2 separate regions of the Homo sapiens genome follow, and region 1 is linked to region 2. Evidence: chromatin loops called from intact Hi-C (ENCODE). Cell type or tissue: ascending aorta. All regions are shown on one strand. Each heading gives the region's core, and the rest is flanking DNA. Links, peaks and the distances in the headings are about the cores only.

Evidence for each region. Hi-C counts contacts between places; a loop is a spot of excess contacts. Peaks named below come from ENCODE experiments on the same cell type or tissue, not always from the same donor. Only the 100,000 strongest peaks of a DNase experiment are listed, where the experiment ranks them.
Region 1: it touches region 2 in a loop (2.3-fold over the local background); 3 of 110 quality-filtered maps call a loop at or near these places.

Annotation. Positions count from the first base shown.
Region 1 is chr11:103,799,270-103,810,225 of GRCh38, forward strand. No RefSeq gene overlaps it. Among named protein-coding and RNA genes, the nearest start is that of MIR4693, 45 kb to the right of the region's middle. In ascending aorta, for the core only: no CTCF peak of the experiment used is centred there; DNase peaks (open chromatin) are centred at 3,924 and 7,042; H3K27ac peaks cover 2,225 bases.
Region 2 is chr11:103,866,199-103,877,154 of GRCh38, forward strand. The region is part of intron 3 of PDGFDDN (PDGFD downstream neighbor); the gene reads right to left. Among named protein-coding and RNA genes, the nearest start is that of MIR4693, 22 kb to the left of the region's middle. In ascending aorta, for the core only: no CTCF peak of the experiment used is centred there; a DNase peak (open chromatin) is centred at 4,723; H3K27ac peaks cover 1,978 bases.

The DNA.
Region 1 (10,956 bases), core at 2,070-10,069, 66 kb before region 2:
GGGTATTATTCTCAAAGTTAATTGGGGAGCAATAAAATGTTAGATTTTTACCTATATTACCTCCCAATAGGTTTAAGTGCATGCCTCCTTACTGGGTTTGTTAAGAACCATAATTTAAAAATAATTTAAACTTTCTAAGTATTCTCTTCCCATAAAATCAGTGCTTAATAACGTATTTTAACTAGAGGCTAGTTCTGGGTGGAAATAGTTGAAATATGCTAAGAAATCTGAGAGCCCCTATTTGACTATTAACTAAGTGTTGAAAAAAAAACCTAAACAAAAACAAAATGCATCCTTTTCTTTTAGTCCCTCATCCCTTAAAATCTCTCAGGATCCTTGTAGGTTCAAACATCTGAAAAGATGATTGGTCTGTGGGAAGAGAGCATTCACCCTGGTCTTTCATTCACATGACCATCATTTCCAAGTGGACAGTGAGATCTACTTTTCCTTTTCCTGAGAGCTTAGTATGAAATAGGCAGGCACTGTTCAACAAACTTGCACCTATAGCCAAAATTTGTGTCCAACAGAAACCCATTTACATGAGAGGCTGAGAAGTTTCTTAGCCAAGAACTCCTTCTAAGGAAAGATGAGTCGGACACCAGAGTTTTGATCTGATAATCAAGTATCGGGGCTGAAGGGAAGTGATAATTCTAACTACAGAGGAGTTGTCTTTGACCTGGAGCTGTTTCTAGTCTTATCTGATGAGGCCGTGTCTGGATTCTAGGAAAGGAGGGAAGAGTAAATAAAATTCTAAAGCGTTAAGTCATTAGAAAAATCTCCAAAAATTTAAGTGTAAGCAGACTTGAGTATTCTCCTAACAAAGCCTAACAGGAAGGGGAAAAAGACAACAAAACTATTACTGCAATCTCAATTAGACGAGAAGTTAGTGGGCCCCGGAGAAACTGGGTAATCCATAATCATGTCATTGACCTGTACTACAGAATCTGAGGCAGGTATGATTAACCTCATTTTATGGATGAGGTTTAGGAAGTGACCCTTAGCATGTATGCCACCCCAGGGGGACACCTTTCTTTGTATTCTATGAGAATTGTACCCCCTACATCACAACTGGGAGTGCTAGACTTGGCATCTAGGTCTGGACACTTCTGAGTTTATCCTGTTAAGCAGCCACCTGGATTTAAGCCACCCCATTCTTCAGGAGCGAACAGACCCAGAGAGCTGACCAGGACTTCACAATCGATGGCTCTGTAGGATATTTGTCAAGTTGATTCTACCAAGGAAGTTCTCTATTTCCTGTGGTCCTGGTGAGATTTTTATCCTCCCCTAGGTGCTGGGCTTTTGTTCCAGGACATCTCAGCCTTGAGCTTTGTTTGCTTGTTTACTTCCTCTCCTGCATCCTTGTTGAGGTTCCCAGCCACATTTTTCCCCTCTGCTTATTTATTCCAGAGCAACTGCCTGTGTCATTTCCTTTATCTCTGGCATGTCCCTTGGTTAGTGCTGGTGTTTCTTTTCTTTTCTTTTTTTCCCCATTGCCCAGGGCACTGTGAACAGTTGGCTGTGGTGTAGGATTTACAGACCTGTGCTATGAGATGTACAGACCTGTGCTCTGTACAGACCCAGGAAACGTTGGAGTACAGTGGGCTGACAACAGGGGGGCGCCAGCTGGGGAAGGCAACAGGCCTTAGTTCTTGAACAAAAATAGGCCAGAGATTCTGCTACAACTGGCCAAGATTCCGCCCATCTCAATGAAAGGAAACAGACATTCCCACATGCCCACGAGCTTTGAATGTGTATTTGGCTCCCTCAATAACTCCAGTGCACATTCCCACCCGGTCACTTTTCGCCCACGTTGTTATTGCTGCTGCTGGTTTTTTTTTTTCTTTTTAATAAAGGTCACATTTTATTAGAGATAAGAATAACTTAACAATGAAACTCTTGGTTCATCTGTTCTTCCAGTGCTTTTGTGTTCAGCTTAACATCTTCTAAACAGACATTTAAAAATGATTATTTTCTTCTAGTAAAAATTATAACATGTTCATTTTAGAAATTTTGAAAAAAAGCCATAGAAAAGTATAATAAAAATTCTAATTCCACCATCAAACATAATAACCACCATTTGTATTTATATTTACATATGTCCAGTATTTTTTTAAAAGCACAGGCACATATAGTTGTAAAAAATGGAAGGAATAGTGTTCACCTCATTTTGTTTCAGTAGTTTACTTGTTTTAGCAGCTTAGAATTTAGGTATTTATACAAAAAAATTTTCTAGATATTCATTTTTACATAGTTGAAAGAAAATATATTTTTAATTGAAGAATAATTTTCAGACCATACAATGTACCCACTTTAAGTTTTCAAATTATATGCCCATGTAACCACCATCAGGACCAAAATAAAAAGCATTCCCATCACTTCGAAAAGTTGCCTTGTGTCCAGTTCTAATGTCTACTTTGTTTCAGGCAACCACTGTTCTTTTTTCCACTATAGATTGGATTTGTCATTTTTAGAGTTTTACATAAGTGGAGTCACACCATGTATACTCTTTTGTGTCTAGCATCTTTCATTCAGCATAAATTTTCACACACTTATAACCATATACAACCACACTTGCATATATTTTTTAATTTGCTTTTATTTTACAAATATATTATGAACATTTTCCATATCATTAATTAGTCTCTTAAAATTAAATTTTCATTGACTAATTGTAACTTGTTTTAGGGATATACCACAATTTATCTCATAAATAAGATCTTATTGTTAATTGTTGGTGTTGTCTCAATGGTTTGCTTTCATAATCAAGAATAATTATTCTGGACTACACATGTTTGTGTGCATTACCTAATTTCTTTGGGATAAATTTCTATTTAAAAAAAGTTAAAAGTCTCACAAATTTTAATATGTACTGTGCCTATTTAATCTTCCACAAACATTATATACAAATTTATGAGGAACAATAGCATTTCAAAGGTGAAAGGGAACCTGGAGAAAAATATGGTTCAGTGGTCCTTAACCAGTGGGGTGGACATGCCTATGGAGCTCTTTTGAAATTCACCTGCAGTTATTCTAACTTGGTATTTATGAAGCTCAAGTAGCTGCTCTTTTTGTTTTTAGTTCTGCAGATGATTCTGTTGCACACTACACTGTAAGAATCACCTCAGTTTCACAGATGAAGAAGCTGAGCCACGAAAGGCTAATTAACACCTCCTGATTCCTTATACTCTTGTCACTTTGCCAGGGAGAGCCTTTGTCTACATTGATTACCCATCATCTGGAAAATGACAATAATGACCACCACCACTCCCCTCAGAAATCACAACTAACCATCTAGGTCCTCCGTTGGTGGACCTGTAAGCTAGAACAGCACTTTAAGTGATGGAGTTAGGACCACTTCAGAAAAGTCTTCATGTGAAAGGGACCCCAGACAATTGAAGAGAGGCCTAATTCAGAAATCTACTTAGAAGGTCCTCCCAAAAACTGAAGCAGACCTTTGTTGTTGTTGTTTAACCAGGCCAGATCTTAGGGGTAAACAATAGATTTACAGTGACAATAAACAGACATGCAAACACACACACACACACACACACACACACACACACACACACACAGAAGTTCCTTGACTTTGTCCCCACTCACTCTATAGCCACTCCAGCCTATTCTCAACCCCCAACTCTATCTCTTCAAATTCCTCTCAGAGGAGACTGAGAAGGAAAGAACTGTTTCTCCTGAGTGAAGGAGGGCATCCTTTACCTACCCTATTGGGTCTGTTGTTTCTTTTTCTCTTCTGTGGTCCACCTCCCAGAAGTGATGCTGGCTGTTTCTGCCATCTCCCACCATGGCTGTGGAGAAGCTACTGAAGGAAAATATCTTCTACAGCTTCTTCTCCTTCCAGACCCAGACTGCCACAGCTTGCAGTTCAGTCTATTACATTCATTTCTTAACTTCTCCAGGTTCCCACGGTCACCCTGGGGTGGGGCAAATGCTTTCATATGATTACCATTACAGGGGCTGCAAAGCAATGCTCCATTGAGCTGTCAATGTCTGACGGAAGCTTTAGTGAGTCAATTCTTCAAGATTTTTTCCACTCTTGATTGCAGTCCCTAATCTTGTGACTCAGACGTGAGTCCAGAGAGACATCTTGTTAATCTGTATTCTTTTCCTTTAGGATAAGTTCTTTCTCAGGAGTGTTGATGTAGATAATTCCCCATGGAAACAGACAGTTGGTCCACCCTTCTCAAGAGTTCCCAGGTATGCCTACCTCCTGGAGAGAACCCAGTGTGACTATCCAGATAGGATTCCTATTTAAGCCTACCTGGGCATCCTAAATATATTATTCAGAACACCATTAATTCCCCAAATCACGGTGTTTCACAGGGCAAGGAATCAAGATTCAGATGCAAATTATTACAAAGCCAAAGAAAAATAACTCTGGTGAGGGCCTTTAAGCTTTAGCAAATAAGAATTTATAGAAAGAAAAGTTCAAGTCAAATCATACAGGGCTCCTAAAGCACTTTTTAACACCTATAATGCAGTAATTTTTTTCACACACAAATCCCCAGAAGTTAGTTTAAAAGGAAATATCTTTATAAATTATGAAAGTAGGTTTGGGGGAGGCAACTTTCCCAACTCACAAATTCTTGTGCGCAAAAATGTTGCTCTCTCTGTTTTTCTAAAATTGGACTTAATTTCTACCTTGAATTCTATTTCTGCAGACTTCTCTAGGGTGATACACTACTCAGTGTTTTCTCAGTCATTTAAAATTTAAACTCAGCCAGATTAAATAACTCCTCCCTATCCCAGCAGCAGACTCAAACTAAAACATTATAGCATTGGTAGGAAGAGGAAGTAACCAGCTTCTGTAATATTTTATTCCAAATCCTTATAACTCCCACTTAGATCAAAGCTTTTGAACTTACAATTAAGAATATACAGTTTTGGAGTTTGGAGTATCCTCGCCACTCCACCATGGGACAAAGTCATCCTTATGTCTCTTAGCTAAGTGCAGAGACTGTTGTAGGATTAAAGCAAACAGAGGATACATTTCATGTTTTTTGTGGTATTTCTGTCACGTATCACCCCACTAGATAGGCCAGATCAAGGCCATATGAAGGCAAAATGAGGAAGAGTAAGCAAGGCTATAAGCATTGGCCATGGCCTTTCCTGTAGCCACTCGTCCTGTGACCCCTTGGGGAAAAGATTGAGGTTTCTGCTGGCTCTCCCAGAGGTTCATATGGGTGGGAGACTCTGTGTTCTGCTGTCACTGGCTTCTTTCAGGAGCGGAGGCCTGCTTTGTCTAGTACACTTTCTCCCCACTACACTTTCTCCTCCACAACTACACTACACTTTCTCCTCCACAACTCTCCCTGCTTCTCTCATTGGCCACATCATGTTCCCTCATTATCTCTAACCTCAGTCCAACTCTTTGCTTCCCCTCCTTCTGCAACAAGATTCCCATATATCCAATTCTGTATTTTCTAAATGTTATTATTATTTAATAGGTTTTAATTCTATAACCCTCCTTCTGTCTGACTTTTGAGTATATTTCCATGTTTCCCACATTATTTCTTCCGTGTGTGGTCTCTCTGAGAAAGAATGATATTGGGATGCATCCTGCAGTTGGCAGTCGATATATCTCTCTCTTCCATTAGATGATGAGTTCCTTAAAGGTAGGGACCATATATGACTCATCTCAGCACTCTCTACAGAGCTGAACACATAGTAGGTGTTCAATACACGTTTAGTGAATACTTAATGAATGCATCCTGTCTGCTAATAAAGAACTCCAAACATCCTCTGAAAACAATCACCTGGGCCGGGCACGGTGGCTCAGGCTCATGCCTCTAATCTCAGCACTTTGGGAGGCCGAGGCGGGAAGATCACGAGGTCAGGAATTTGAAATCAGCCTGGCCAATATGGTGAAACCCCGTCTCTAGTAAAAATACAAAAATTAGCCAGGCGTGGTGGCACATGCCTGTAATCCCAGCTACTTGGGAGGGTGGGGCAAGAGAATTGCTTGAACCTGGGAGGCAGAGGTTGCAGTGAGCCGAGATCGCGCCACTGCACTCCAGCCTGGGTGACAGAGCAAGACTCCGTCTCAGAAACAACAACAACAACAACAACAAAAACCCAGTCATCTGCTTGTAGTGCATATACTCAAGGTGAAAACCACAGGCAATTTGCAGTCATCTAAATAATTTATCATTAATTCCTGATTTGCTAGTACAAGAATATATTGTTTATTTTTTTTTCCTAAGCAATGATTTAAAGCCTGTAGATCAAGAGACTTTGGAGTCCTACACTAACAGTCAGCTTCCTTGCTCGAGTGTGTGAAAGGCTACTGATTTCCTAATATCACAACAGAGCCTCAACAATAATACTGTTTCCTAAGAGCCTCAACAACAATACTATTTCCTAAGCTACACTCCAGTTTTTTCCCTCTATTTTCTGGGATTGAACTACATAACAGGTATTATGAATTAAATTCACTGCTTGCTGTGCACCTATTACCATATACACAGAAGTCAAAATACAGAAAATAGTAGCATATGACAGTCTCTCAGTCCTTTACCCAATGTTTACAATGTGATTTGATTGAAAGAATTCTAAGCACTTTGTGGGTTTATAGATCCCTTTAAAATTCTTTGAGTTATGCATTAACCTTGACTTAAAGCTGAATACACTAACATTTGTTTTCTGAGCAATTTATCCAGTGTTGGATATGGTAGGTAGCACAGAAAGAAACAGTATCTAAATTCTTTTATTTGCAACCTATAACATTCTGTTTGTCTGATTATGTTGTGTTTTGAAAGGCACTTGTACTGATAAAGCTTGTAGTAGTACTTACCAAAATGAATTAAAAATAGGCTTAAGCCAAAGTTCCAAATACAGTTTATTTTAGAAGACAGAAGGACAACTAGACTCTCACCATCTCCAAAATTATAAAAAAAAACTATGAGTTATTGCAAATACTTAGAAGTCATGTTTTTCACTGTGTTTTGCTTTTCACATTTTAATATTCACTGAAACACTACTAGTTCACTTATTCTTACTCCTTGAAATAACAAAGAGCTGTGACTCAGTGCCAAACCGAAACTAACGTCAACATTAACTGATGCAGTCTTGTTAAGTAAGCTTAGCAAAATATCTGTATTCCAAATGTTAATAAATACCAACTGGCCTTTACTAGGGTAAAGTTAGAGATAATAATGTTACATATTAATGACTTTCTTCCACTAATGAATAGAAGCTATTCTCACTAACTAAATAGCATCACTTGGAACTGGAATTTTAGTTGAATGTTTAATAATTTTGAGATTAAGTCAAGAAAACGAACAGAAACAATTGATATTTGTGGGGCCATTGATAATTCTGAAGTTTTCCCAATAGTCAGCCCTCAAAAATGCAGTCTCATAATTCACAATATCTGACTTGACTGTCAGGACTTGTCTAATTTGGCCATGCCAGCTGGCAAGGATATTAGCCTCTTCTCCCGGAACATCACAAGCCACTTGGATGTAGTAGAATTCAGTGGTTTGAAGCCCCGGCTTTAATTCTAGCTCATCATTTTATTATCTATGTGGTCCTCAGCAAGTTGCTTAATTTCTCTGAGCATCATTTTTCTAACTTGTAAAATGGGGTTCAGAATATTTGTCCTTATATAAGAATTAATATAAATGAAGTGCTTAGTGTGGAAATAATTACTGCTCAATAAATAATATCTAGTAAGCAGATTTTTATTGAGGATAAATACTCAGGATGTGATTCTCATTCTGTATTATTTAGAGTCAAATGTGACAATGTTTGGTGTCAGCATGAAAAACCAAGAGTAATGTAAATATTCGGTGAATGATTTGACAATAGTCATGGTTGAGAAGACAAGATTAGTAGCAGAAGAGGGACAACAGACGTGGAAAGCTATAAAGAAAAAGTGTTTTTTTTTATATCTAAGAAGATTTTAATCTAGAAATCTTTATGAGGGGACAATCTTATTGTGCCAGAAGAACAAGTATTTATTGGGAATGTTTATATGCAAACCCAGATGCCATAAGAGACATAGTGAAATTTATTCAGTAAGTATTTATTGTGTGTCTACTATGTCTGGGACTGTTCTACATACTGAAGTAGGAGCAGTGAATAACCAAGTCAAATTCTCAGCCCCTGTGGAGTTTACATTCTGGTGTAGGAAATACAAAGATAGTATTCCTTTTTTCAAGGCATTTACTATTTCTGTAAGGAGACATGAGCCTTTGCATTAAAAGAGTATAAAATAACAATAATAACAATAATTGCAACAAATGACACGAAAATATCCCTAGGAGACTGAGTGGAGTAGTGGAAGGAATTCAGGTTTCAGCAACCAAGAAATCTGAGCTCTAATCTAAGTCCTGACGGCGCCTTTGGACCTTGGGACAGTATAGCATTTTATTCAAGTACCATACTCTCTTCTGTAAAATGAGCACAATAATAGTTACTTTATAAAGCTGTTCTAATGACTAAATGTGATTACATGTGTAAATCCCTTTATAGAGTAGCACAGATACATGAATATCCTTACTGAGAAGGACAGTTGATTGATGCCTCAAAAGACGGCAGGATTTGGCTAGACAGAGAAGAGAAAGAGCATTCTAGGCCAAGAAAAGAGCTTGATGAAGGACACAAATTTGGAGTTGCATACAGAGTATTTGGAAGAAAGTGAGTGGGATAATTTGGCTACAGTAGAGAGTTCACATAGATAAGTAGGTAGAGAAACAACTCAAATAATAGGTGGTTCTTAGATGACTCACAAAGGAATTTCTGAGAGTTAGAATAGCTCTCATGCATATGTAGACACTGAAACACAGTGTAATTAAGTGAATTACCCAAGGTTATATCATTAACAGTGAAAGTAGAATCCCAATATCCATCTGGCTCTTTGTCTCCTTGATGGCCTGGCCAGTGGTTAAGACCATGTATTATCAATCTCCTTGTCAATTCATATTTGAACACTCATAGTCTGTTAGGCAGTTTTTATAATATACAGCAAATATTCTAACCAGCCCTCTAGTTTAAGTATTGCATTTATGGCAAGAAAAAGCAATTCTGAAACAACCAAGGGGAATGAAAAACAAGCGGCTATTTCTCAAAAATGAGATGGTGCTTTGCAAAAATGAACTAACTTTATGATGCCATCTGGAAAATGCTTTTGTATTCCCGATACAGTGCACTGAGCATAACTTAAAGTTGACTAACTAGCTCTGAAATGCTCTCTTCTGTTTCCTCACATATGGATGTAGCCTACAGGAATAAGCGTTATTAGTCCTTGGACAGGACATCTGGTGTGACTTCTCAGCAATAAGGTGTACAATTCTTGGGTGAATTTCAACAGAGCACATCAGCCTAACTTTGGAAACTTTTCAGGGTTGAGCCAGTCCATGGTGATTGACCTTTTTCAGAAAGAAACTAGGCTTCCAAACCAAACTCTAATCATGGAGATTCTGTCTTCCTTCTATCCCTCCTTTCCTCCTTCTCTTCCTTCCTTCTAACATTTAAAGTCTTAATTCTGACATTACACACAGTGTAATGCACAGTGGTATACTTAGACAGAATTAAGACTTTCAAATGAAATTGAACCCTAAGATGTTATATCATAGTCAGACCTCTTGGCGCTTAGGGTGGCAGATGTTCCTCACAGTTTCTTCCAAAGTAGCAACAGTCTTTTTGCATAATTTATTGTAATTGGATATTGGAATTATGAACAGAGAAATTCTTCTCTTCTTTAAAAATTAGTAATAGAACCTAATTGTAACACCAGTAGCTTTAGAATCTCTTAAAGGAAAAAACCTTCATTAATTTGCTAAGAGATTAAGCTGAAGCTAACTTTGCTTTATAAAAAAGTTGCCAATAAAATAGCCTAATACTTGCATAGAGGAACATTTAATTTACTGAAAAGAACAAATTGCCTTCAAACAATTTAAAACACCAATTAATGGATAAACAACCAATATGTTAAATACAAATCATTCTTCTCTATTTATTGAAGTAGCTTCCCAACTCCTTTGCTTGACAACACTTAATTAGCCTAACTTGAGTTGCTTTATTTAATTGAAATTAATAGAACTAGGTTTCCTTTAAAAATATTACTTTGTTAAGACTGATTCCCTCATTTAGTCTAAATAGTGATTATTAATAAAATCTGCTTTTAAAAATATTTTTGACATTTACAATAATAATCAACATGTTATATATTTACATGAGGACTGATTATTTGGTTGTTAGTTATGTGGACATTTTTGCCTCAGTTTAACTCTGACTACCCTTTTAGGGGGTGGAAAAGTTTCCTTAGCCACTCTACAGACAAGACAGAAAGTAAATCTAGGGACTTTGGCTAACAGTCAGTATCTCTTATAAAAATATTTCCTTGGAGAGAATGAAGGTTGAAATGCATATCTGAAATGATATATTGGTTTTCTATGCTGTGATACTATGGCCGGCAAAAATGATGGCTTGGTCATAAGTCAATTTATTCTTATTGTAAAGGGTCTAAATACAGGGAAAGTAGAAATACTACATCCTTTGGGATCAAACAAAGTTGTTTCAACCCTAGCTCTACCATGCGCTATACCTGAAAATAAACTTCTCCAAGCCCCATCTGAGTATAAGATTCAGATAATAATAGCTATTTAGCAACTGCTAGATCACATTTATTGGTGTGCTCACTACGTGCCAGAGACTGTTCTGGGGACTTTATGTATGTTAGTTCATTTAATCCAACCCTCAAGCTTATGAGGTAGATATTTATAACCCCATTTTATAGATGAGGAAACTGAGTCACAGGGAGGTTAATGAACGTGCTCACAGTCATACACTAGCAAGTGGGGATGCTTGGGTTCTAGCAGAGACAGCCCAATGCCAGACTTCACTTTCTAAAGAGTTCTGGAATTTGAAGTGAAGATTAAAGTGGTTAACCTGTATAGAAGGCTGGCGTATGACCTCACACAGGGTAAAGTCTTATTA
Region 2 (10,956 bases), core at 1,290-9,289:
GTTATGCCATAGATGTAAGTCCATTGCTGCACTTACTTTGCTGCGAAATGAGTTCCTTCATCAGACTCAGTGCTACGCAGAATTCCTTGACAGTAGATAAAGCTTTCTCTAAGCCTATGGGTGATGATACTAACAGAAGCATTACGTGTAGAGAAATCAATTACAGACCATATGTAATTTTGTGCCGTTTATGATATAAAAGATCAAATGTAATCAACCTGCCATCAGTTTGCTGGATGGTTACCCTGGGGAATGGTGCCGTATTAGGAGCTCAATTTTGGTCTTTGCTATTGGCAAATTAGTCAGTAGCATTAAGCAGGTTAGTCTTAGTAAGGAGAAATCTATGTTGTTTAGTCCCTCTGGCCTTGCCACTATGGCTATTTTATTGTCCCATTGAACAAGAGCTAGTATGACTAGAAAGAGGTTAATGAATATCATTAGAGCATGCCATTTTATCCACATCATTCTTAAGAGCTTCTACAGTGGATGCCCTTTGTTTGGTTTCACACAAAACACAAATATCTCCTGTCTGTGCCATTATGAGAGGTCCATTGACATAGTTCTTTCCTAGACCTCTTGTCACCAACTTTCCAATCCTGTTTCTTTTTAAATCCCTGACCATCTAGCCAAACTTAGCAACTGCCCAAGAGTTAGTGTGCATTTACAATTTGGCCCGTCTTTCACTCCAAGCATAGCAGGCAACCAAATGTACTACTCAAAGTACTGCCCATTGTGACAAGGAGATTCTCCTTCAGCACCACCCTTCTGAGCCATGCCTAGGTGAGGCTATAGTGATGCAGCTGTCCTCTTTTTGTTAGTACCATCATATCTTACAGACCCATCTGGCTTGACATTCTTCTTCCTCAGTAAATTGGATAATAAAAAATATTTCCAGAGGCCATAGGCATTGATCGAAATACAGAAGGCAATGCAACAAGAGTTGGTGTTAAATTAGTGTGACCAGTTTGCTTACTCTTACTTTTAAGACCTGCCTGAGCTCAGTCTTTTGTACGCCATTTTAGTTTCATGATAGATTGTTGCTGATGACATCTACTCTTATGAATACATATGGCAAACAATACCCAGTTTATAAGGATAAGCTTGGATTCCATGGTCAATTAATATCTCATGTTTAGGCATTCAGTTTCTACCAAGGCCCAACAACAAGTCAGAAGCTGTTTTTGTTTGTTTGTTTGTTTGTTTTTTGAAAGGAGAAAAGTTATTTGAAGGAGAGAGCAGAGATGTGCTCTCAAGTCTTAGAAATATCTGTTGTTTTTCTCCTACTAGAAGCTCCAAACAGCATCCCCATTTGTCACGGTCACTTCAAGTATCATTGGACTTGTTGGATCATAAGGACCAAGTAGTAGCTTGCCTTGTACTGCAGCCTAAACTTGCTTCTCTTGCTATGGTCCCTACTTGAAAGTGGCAACCTTACAGGTGACTCTGAGTATGAGTTGAAGTAGCACACTGAAATGTGGTATAACTTGCCTTCCAAATACCAGAAGGCTTACTAAACAAAGTGCTTCTTTTTCATCGTAGGTGACGTGGAGTGAATCAGCTCTTCTTTCATCTTGGAAGTAATATCTTGACATGCTGCAAACCAATGAACCATCAGAAACTTCACCGAGGTTTCAAACACTTGTATGTTGTGGAGTTTATCTCCTACCCTTTATTTTGCATATGTCATACTAAAGTATCTAGAGTACTTGCTAATCAGATCTAATGAGCATAATGTCATTGATATAGTGGACAAGTATGATATTTTATGGAATAAGATAGCCATGGTCTCTGCAGGCTACAATAACCCTTAGAGAAGAACTGATGGAACCCCGATGCAGGATTGTAAGAGAATACTGATTGTCCTCCCAGGTAAAAGCAAAGGTCATCGAGTGTTCCTTACAAATTGGTTGCATAAAAAAGCATTATTCAGATCAATAGCTGCATACCAAGTGCCAGAATTAATGTTGATTTGTTCTAGAAAAGATAATATATCTAGAATAGCAGCAGCAATTACAGCCACCATCTGATTAAGTTAACAATAGTCTCTGGTCATTCTCCAAGATCGACCTGACTTTATTAGAGGCTTAATTGGTGAGATAAATGGGGATGTGATAGGTATCACCACCTCTGCTATATTTAAATCTTTGATAGTAGCATTAATCTTGGCAATTTTTCTAGGGATGAGATATTGCTTGTAGTTTACTATCTTGATAGTGAAGAAATGTTCCAGGGGCTTTCATTTAGTCCTGACATAATCACCCTCACCCTATGGTCAGAGAGCCAATGTGGGTACAAACTGAGCCAGTTGTGATACTATTTATTATTTGATCACTGTAAGCCCCACTTTGACTATCAGGCCATACTGGCATTTTGGGTCCCCAGGAATTGTCATTAATTCAGATGACTATCCAATAATTTCCCCCAAAGGTTTGAGTATTTCCTTCTCTCCAGCACATTCTCACTCTAATTAGTGGCCACAGGATTCTGTTTACACCCCTTCAATTAAGGGCTGCTGAGTCTGTGAATTGACTAAGGTCTGGAAACTCAGGGAGAGGCCATGACTCTTCAATGTGGGGACTCAAGTTTTTTGCTCTAGATTTAGAGTTTATTTGATCAGTCAAGAAACACTTTAGTAGGCTATGTATCTATTTAATTCCCTGGAAACCATGATCAGTTAACCTACTGACAGATATTCTTGTGTGTCCAAGCATTTTGATTATTGGTACCTCTCTGATATCTATTATGATAAATATTACCACCTTCCCTTTCAGGCTAAGTGCTGCCACTTGGTCTAACACCTTTAGAATTCACTCCTGAGCATGTTCCCTGAGTTTCTTTACATATGCAGTAGCAAAGTCTTGCAATTCTTTTGGTTTGTAAGCTACAATGTCATGAGTTATAGTGTGTCCCGGCCCCTTGGAGCATGGTGAAATTTCACCCTAGTTATGGGTCTAGTGGCGACAAAGTGTGGTTATGGTAAGTCTTGAGAGAAATGAGCATCCATTTTCAAGGCTCTTGCCCCAGGTGAGGTTATCACAGGATTTCCAAGCAAGGTAGGCAACAAAGAGGAACCTAATTCTCTAGATAAGGAAGACTCAAAATCACATGGGAATTCCCAATTTTCAGCTTTCTCTGGATCCAACCAGATGCCGACATTCTAAGTTTAAGGATTTCATCATTTTCTAATCAATGTCTTCAACTTCACATTGGGAAACTTGACAAGACTGTGGATTTAACTTTTGGAATTCAGCAGTCCATGCAACTAAATGGTTGCTTTTTATTTTCAGCAATATTAGCACTGTGGCTACAAGAAAAAGGAAATCCTTTCAAAGCTGTCACGGAAGTTCTCTAGTTCTCAGATAGTCACTTAAGCTAAAAGTTGAAGAATCTGAGCATGTCATTTTCTTTTTTGTAAGTACTCAAGTGCATTTAAAAAATCAATCTCAAATCATAGTCCTTGTAGTCATCATTAGCCATAAAAGTAAAGTGCAGCAACCACTTTGGATCCTATGGTGCTTGTTTCAGTTGGCTCTTCGTCACAGTAAACCACAAGTTACAGCTTGATTAGTTACTATATCACTTTATACCATGGATTCCTAGTATCCTATTCCCCATAGTCAAGGAGCTCAGCCCTGCACTTCAACCCATGTGCATGATCTAAACAATACAAGAAGGCCTACCAAACAAAATGCCTCTTTTTTATGGTAGGTGACATGGAGTGAATCAACTCTTCTTTCATCTTGGAAGTAATATCTTGACAATTTCTGAATCCCATCTTTGTGAAACTAGTTCCACTACCAATTCTTTATCAGTTGACTTTCAGTTAGGAGACAGTAATCATACAGGAAAAGTTTAATATAGAGGATTATTCACTATAACAGAGGAGTAACTATGAGACGCTATAAATACATAAAAAGAACTCTAAAGAATACCCTAGGTCTGAGGGAGAGTACCTGAAGAAGACAAAATTTGGAAGGGAAGCCCCCTCCCTAAGCTGAGATTTAGACCTCTTTTGAGGTACAGTTTCAATTCATTTGTTGGAGAAGATCTCTGAGCCACTCCAGTATAGCAGTCACCCCATGTCTACAGGGCATACTTTCCAAGACACCCAGTGGATACCCGAAACAGAAGGTAGTACCAGACCTGACTGCTGTCAATCCAAACATGTTTCTGTTCATGTTTTCCACTCACAGATTTAATGCCTTTTCCTTGGTAATTTAGTACTTAACATGCACTGTAGCTATAACTTTTGCAGTTTGAGGTGGGATAGCAACTAGCATGAGTTTCTTTTTCCTTCTTCCCAATTTCATGAATAGAAGATTTGTTCTTACCATACATCTTAGCAACCTCAACCTATAATTTTTTCTCATCTCTTATCAAGTTGAGAACTTTCACTTTTTCATACAAAGGAAGCATTTTACTGCTTCTCTTTGGCACATCTGAATTGCTAGTAACACTACTTTTGTACCCTGGGGCCATTGTAACACTACAACCTATAATTTTTTTATTTCTTATCAAGTTGAGAACTTTCACTTTTTCAAAAAAAGGAAGCATTTTACTGCTTCCCTTTGGCATATCTGAATTGCTAGTAACATGACATTTGTGCTCTGGGCCCATCTAAGTAAAATAAGGGTGGCTAGAACACAAGCACTGCAATACTGAGACAGTTGATCTAATAACTGAGATGGCTCCTAAGCAACGAAAGGCGGGTGGCGTGTACAGCGTGGACATGCTGGAAAAAGGAGTGATTCATGTCCCGGGTGGGACAGAGCAGGACAGCACAAGATTTCATCACACTTCTCAGAACAGCATGTGATTTAAAATTTATGAATTATTTCTGGAACTTTCCATTTAATGTTTTCAGAACACAGTTGAGCACTGAATTCCTGGAAAGTGGAAACACAGATGAAGCCAAGGGTGGGGACTACTGTACTAGGCAAGCAGAAGACAGCCTCTGGGGTGGGTCTGGCTAAGGCTGTTGGTGGGGCTGGGCAGACAGGAGTTGAGTGCAAGCTCACTCACGGGCAAGGCAACCTGAGGCCTGGGATGCATGTTGCCTACATTGAAAGGGCCATGGCAAGGGGGTCGACTGGTCAGGGTCAGGGCTGCAAACTGGCCGAAGGACTGAAAGCTCCAAGAAAGTGTATGTGCTAAAGATGCTCTGGAAGTTGGCAGCAGACAGTTCAAGAAAGACAATGTAGGACACACAGGGTGTTGCACTGCTACTGACCTCTACCAGTGGTGAGACCCTCATGCCATTCACAGTTGTAGGAGAGTGAGTCAGATTGGTTGAACTTAAGATTCCTTTTCTTGGTGAGAAGATTACTTGTTCACTCAAAGGCTGCACATAACATGGGATTACTGAGATATCAGGTGCTAATAGGACTGAGGGATTAGATGGTAGACTGTCAAAAATTGACAGAGGTTCCTCAAACAGTTCCTGTTCATGATACCCCTTTTTGGGTGACTGAGAGATAAAGATTCCAGGTCTTGTTCCTTTAAGTTAAGGTATGCTATATGTGTGAAAGATCAGTTGAGTTTAAACAATTTCTAATCCTTCATTCAGCCAATCAATCAGTCATCTATTCACCAAACATGCATCAAATGTACATAAAGTGCAAAATCCCATTCTGGATCAATTAAATGCCCCTGCCACGCATTCATGCCTTCTCCTTTCATCCCTCTCATTCCTGCTCTTAGACTTTTAAGAATTTATATAATGGAGCCCCCAAATCCTCAGTTATTCAATCCCTCATGTATGTCATTAAAGTTTTTTCCACCAACATCTTCCCCTCAGCCTTCCCTCCTGTTTCCCAGCCTTGGTCATTTGAGCATTGGTTTGAGTCTCCATCCCAGGAAGGACAGGGAAGGAAAATGAGGTCAACCTGGACACATCTCATCTCCAAGACTATGTTTAACAGCTCTGGCAGGAGATTTTAACACAGGAAATTGCATAAAATATGTTTCAGGGATTATTTTTGGATTTCAGTGACCCATGTTCTTCCTGGCACTGATCATCAGAGCTAACTGAAAACTAGTGTTGATTAAAAAAAAAAAAAAAAAAAAAAAAGCCTGTGGGTTAAAACGGTAGCCACAAGCACTCCAGAAGGCAGCCACGGTGTGAAGAAGAGTACAAAGTCTTAATTCAACTTCTGGCTTTCCTTCTTAGTAACTGCGTGAGCTGTTTTATTGCTTTTTGAAACACAGAAACATGCAATGTGCACATACAAATATTCACGTGCATGTACACACGAATACTTTGTAGGTACAAAAGCCATAGAGGGTAGCAGCTAAGGCTGTGGGCTCTGGATGCAGATGGAGCTGGTGTTAAAATCTCGCCCTATCATTTTACTAGTTGTATAACTTTCAGCCACTTACCTTCTTTTAGCATTAATTTCTGCAGGTGCAAAATGGGACTAATTATAGTACTTATTTCATGAGGTTGTTGCAATAATTAAAAGAAATAATGCATGTAAGACTGTTAGTAAATGTTTGGCATGTAAAGAGCACCTAATAATAAGCAGTGGCTACTATTATATACACACACATATACATTATACATACATGCATAAGGCCATTTCAGTCAATGATAAACTGCATATACAATGATGATTCCGTATAATTATAATAGACCTGAAAAATTCCTATAGCCTAGTGACTACATAATATCCATCATAATGCTATTGCACAATGCATCACTCATGTGTTTGTGGTGATGTTGGTGTAAACAAACCTACTGCGCTGCCAGTCACATAAAAGTATAGGCTGGGCATGGTGGTGTAATCTTAGCACTTTGGGAGGTGGAATCAGGAGGATCACATGAGTCAGGAGTTTGACACCAGCTTGGTCAACATACCGAGACTCTATCTCTATCCCCCACAAAAAGAAAAAAGAAAATATAGCACATACAATTATGTACAGTACATGTACTTGATAATGATAATATATGACTATATTACTGGTTTATGTATTTACTATCTTATGCTTTTTCTTGCCGTTTTAGAGTGTGTTCCTTCCATTTATTAAAAACAAAGTTAACTGTAAAGCAGTCTTAGCCATGTCTTTCAAAAGATATTACAGAAGAAAGTATTCTAGTCACAGGAGATGACAGCTCCATGCATGTTACTGCCCCCTGAAGACCTTCCAGTGTGACAAAATGTGGAGATGGAAAATAGTGATATTGATGATCCTGACCCTGTGTATGCCTAGGCTCATGTGTGTGTTTGTATCTTAGTTTACAACAAAAAAATTTAAAAAAGAAAAAGAAAAAAAAACATAAAAGCTTATATAATAAGGATATAGAGAAAGAAAATATTTTGTACAGCTGTAAAATGTATTTGTGTTTAAAGCTATTATTACAAAAGAGTAAAAAAATTATAAAATTAAAAACTTGAAACAGTAAAATGTTACAGTAAGCTAAGGTTAATTTATTATTAAAGAAAGACATTTTTAATAAATTTAATGCCATGTAAGCATATAGCATTTATATGCACATAACTTATTCAATTTCTTTATTTAATTGCATATAATTCTCAAAAGACATTTCCCCCTATGGGACATGAGCTCTAAACAGAAAAAGTCTGCCACTCTAACTTCTAAAATATTGTTTGACTAAGTTATTTTCTAAATTTCTAAAAGAAAAAATCAGAAAATTCACATCAATGCTAGTACCCTCAGCAATACAGAAACAAAGCTAGTGTTTTTTTTTTTTTTTCCCTCGAAAGAAGCTCTCATTTTTCTAATGTTTTCCCTTAGGTACTATGTGCACTACAACTATGGACAGAGTGACTACTGGCAGAAATGAACCCATGTGAGAATTCTGGGATCGAAGAGAACAAGGAGCTAAAGGAAGTCAGTTGGATGATGTAGGAGGGAGGCTCCTGTTTTTCTGACATCACTGCCAGATGAAGCACCAAATAATTAGAAAGCTTTCACTCCATTTGCCTTGGATAGATTTAAAGGCTAGGCACAGTCATTTGTGTTAGTTAAAATCTCTGAAACCTTAAAAATAAATAAATAAATAAATAAAATCAAGTCTGTGGTAGTATACAGCAATGTCCTCGGCCTTCACATTCCCTCACCAGTCACTCACTCACTCACCTAGAGCAACTTCTAGTCCTGACAGCACTGTACATGCCCTGTATAGGTATACCATTTTTATCATTTATACTATATTTTTATTGTATCTTTTAAGTGTTTAGGTTTACAAATACTACTGTGCTACAATTGCCTACAGGATTCAGTACAGTAGCAATCTGCACAGGTTTGTAGCCTAGGAGCCATAGGCTATGCCATATAGCCCAGACGTGCCATAGGCAATATCCTCCAGGCTCTGTAAGTGCATGCTATGATGTTTGCACCACAACAAAATCACCTAACTATGCATTTATCAGAAGGTACTCCTGTCACTAAGCAAAGCATGACTATACCTATAACCTTGAATTACTAGCTGTGTGACCTTTATATACCCCTTAACCTCTCTGAGCTGCCTTTGCAATTTGACATCAATAACCAACTCCAGGTTTGCTGTCAGGATTAAAGAAGAAGAGTAGCTAACATTTACTGAGCTCTTACTACTGTATATAAAAGGTCCTCATACAATATACAGTACTATCAGGTATAAGATATTATTGTGCACAGCAGCTGGTTAAAGGATTCTCAACAGAAGAATGAAATTCACATTCACTTCACAATCACCCTCTGATTAAAATGCCACTTGGGAAGTACAGACCTTTCATTCTGAAATGATCCACATTCCAAACAAAAGGTTAAATAGAAAGTTACCACTTTGACTTCGCAATCAAAGGTAAGTTCAATCTGTCAGCCTGTATTTATGAGGCAGAGAGGGAGCAATGACAATACTCTGAAATGAAGTTCACCTTGTTCAAGAGATGCTTTTCTGTGGAACACTGAAAACCAATACTCTGAAGCCTCTGGCACAGTTGAACTCTCCTTCCAGGTGAAAGAGAGGGCACAGAACCAGTAGGATATATATGTACACACACACACACACACACACACACAGAGAGAGAGAGAGAGAGAGAGAGAGAGAAAGAGGGATTTTAAGGAATCAGCCCCTGGTTTTGGGGCTAGTAAATCTGAAACTTGTAGGGCGGACTAGCAGACTGGTAACTCAGGCAGGATTTCTATGCTGCAGTCTTGAGGCAGAATACCTTCTTTTTCAGGAAACCTCAGTCTTTGCTTCTCCCCACCCCCCCTGCTGAGACGGAGGTTCGCTCTTGTTGCCCAGGCTGGAATGAAATGGCACGATCTCGGCTCACTGCAACCTCCGCCCCTGGGGTTCAAGTGGTTCTCCTGCCTCAGCCTCCCGAGTAGCTGGGATTACAGACATGCATCACCATGCCTGGCTAATTTTGCATTTTTAGTAGAGACGGGGTTTCTCCATGTTGGTCAGGCTGGTCTGGAACTCCCGACCTCAGGTGATCCGCCCGCCTTGGCCTCCCCAGTCTTTGCTCTTAAGGCCTTCAACTGATTGTAGGAGGACCGCTCACACTAAGGAGAGTAATCTGCTTTACTTAAATATTGTAAATGTTAATTACATTCACAAATACCTTCACAGCAACATCTAGACTAGTATTTGACCAAACACCTAGGTACCTTAGCCTCACCAAGTTGACATATAAAGTTAATCATAACAATGAGGGAAAATAATGACTAATTTTGCTTGGGTGGTTAAGAAAACCCATAGAGAGGCAATATATGAGTTTTAGTCTTTAAGAAGTAGGAGGAAGTGGGGCAAGGCTTTTCTCTAAGGAAACAAAATATGCACAAAAACTTCTGTCAGAAGCAGCCACCAACCCACCAAGGCCTGACCAAGAGCGTGTGCTCCAGGAAGAGGCACTTTCTCAGTGCAGCTGAGCAGAGCAGCCCACAGGCCTGGGGAAAAGGAGGCCCGAAAGGCTGCCTGGCACACCTGTTTATGAGCTACCTAGAAGGCTGTTTTCACCAGTTAGAATTTGTTTTACAGACAACTGAAACCCATTTAAAGTATTTAAGCATTAAAATGACATGGTGGAAAAACTAAGTTCTAAAATAATGGTTCTCAAACTTGAGAACACACAAGAATAGTTTATGAAAATGCCAATTCTCAGGATGTTCACCTAAATTTTACTATTCTACAGGGCCCATTGAGGTCCATTGAACAGATTTTTTTACCAGCACCTAATGAGTCTTATGCAGATGTTTTGGAGACCATACTTTGAGAAGCAGTGTTCTAGAAAGGTAACTCTGGCAGCAGAGCATGAAATGAATGAAGGAAAGTAAGAAGGCAGGCTGGGCTCACCATCAATTGGCTTTGTCCATGGGCAGAACTTTTGCTCATATACCACGGTCGGTCATGTGGGGTGCAAGTGAGTGGCAGTATTCTCTAGAGACAGAAGGCATCATAGGCTCATAGATTTTCCTCTCCATATTTGCATGTTCTTCCATTAAAATGATAAAAACCAGTGTTTCATTTGCTTCAATGTCTTACAAAAAGCCTTGCTTTGACATTTTTACTCAGAACCTGTCCCCTCAGTCATAAGTCCTAAGAATGACAGGATGGGAAGCAAATCTGAGCAAATATTCCTATTTTCTGTATTTCTCTTTCTTTTTTTTTTTTTTTGTTTGTTCGTTTGTTGAGACAGGGTCTTGCTCTGTTGCCCAGGCTGGAGTGCAGTGGTGTGATCTCAGCTCACTGCAGCCTCAATGTCCCAGGCTCAAGTGATCCTCCTGCCTCAGCCTCCCAAGTAGCTGGGATTACAGGCACCCACCACCACACCCAGCTAATTTTTGTATTTTTAGTAGAGATGGGGTTTTGCCATGTTGCCCAGGCTGATCTTGAACTCCTGAGCTCAAGTGATCCTCCCACCTCGGCCTCCCAAAGTGCTGGGATTACAGGTTTGAGCCACTGTACCTGGCCCTGATTTTCTTTTGATAGAATGAGTTTGCTCTCAG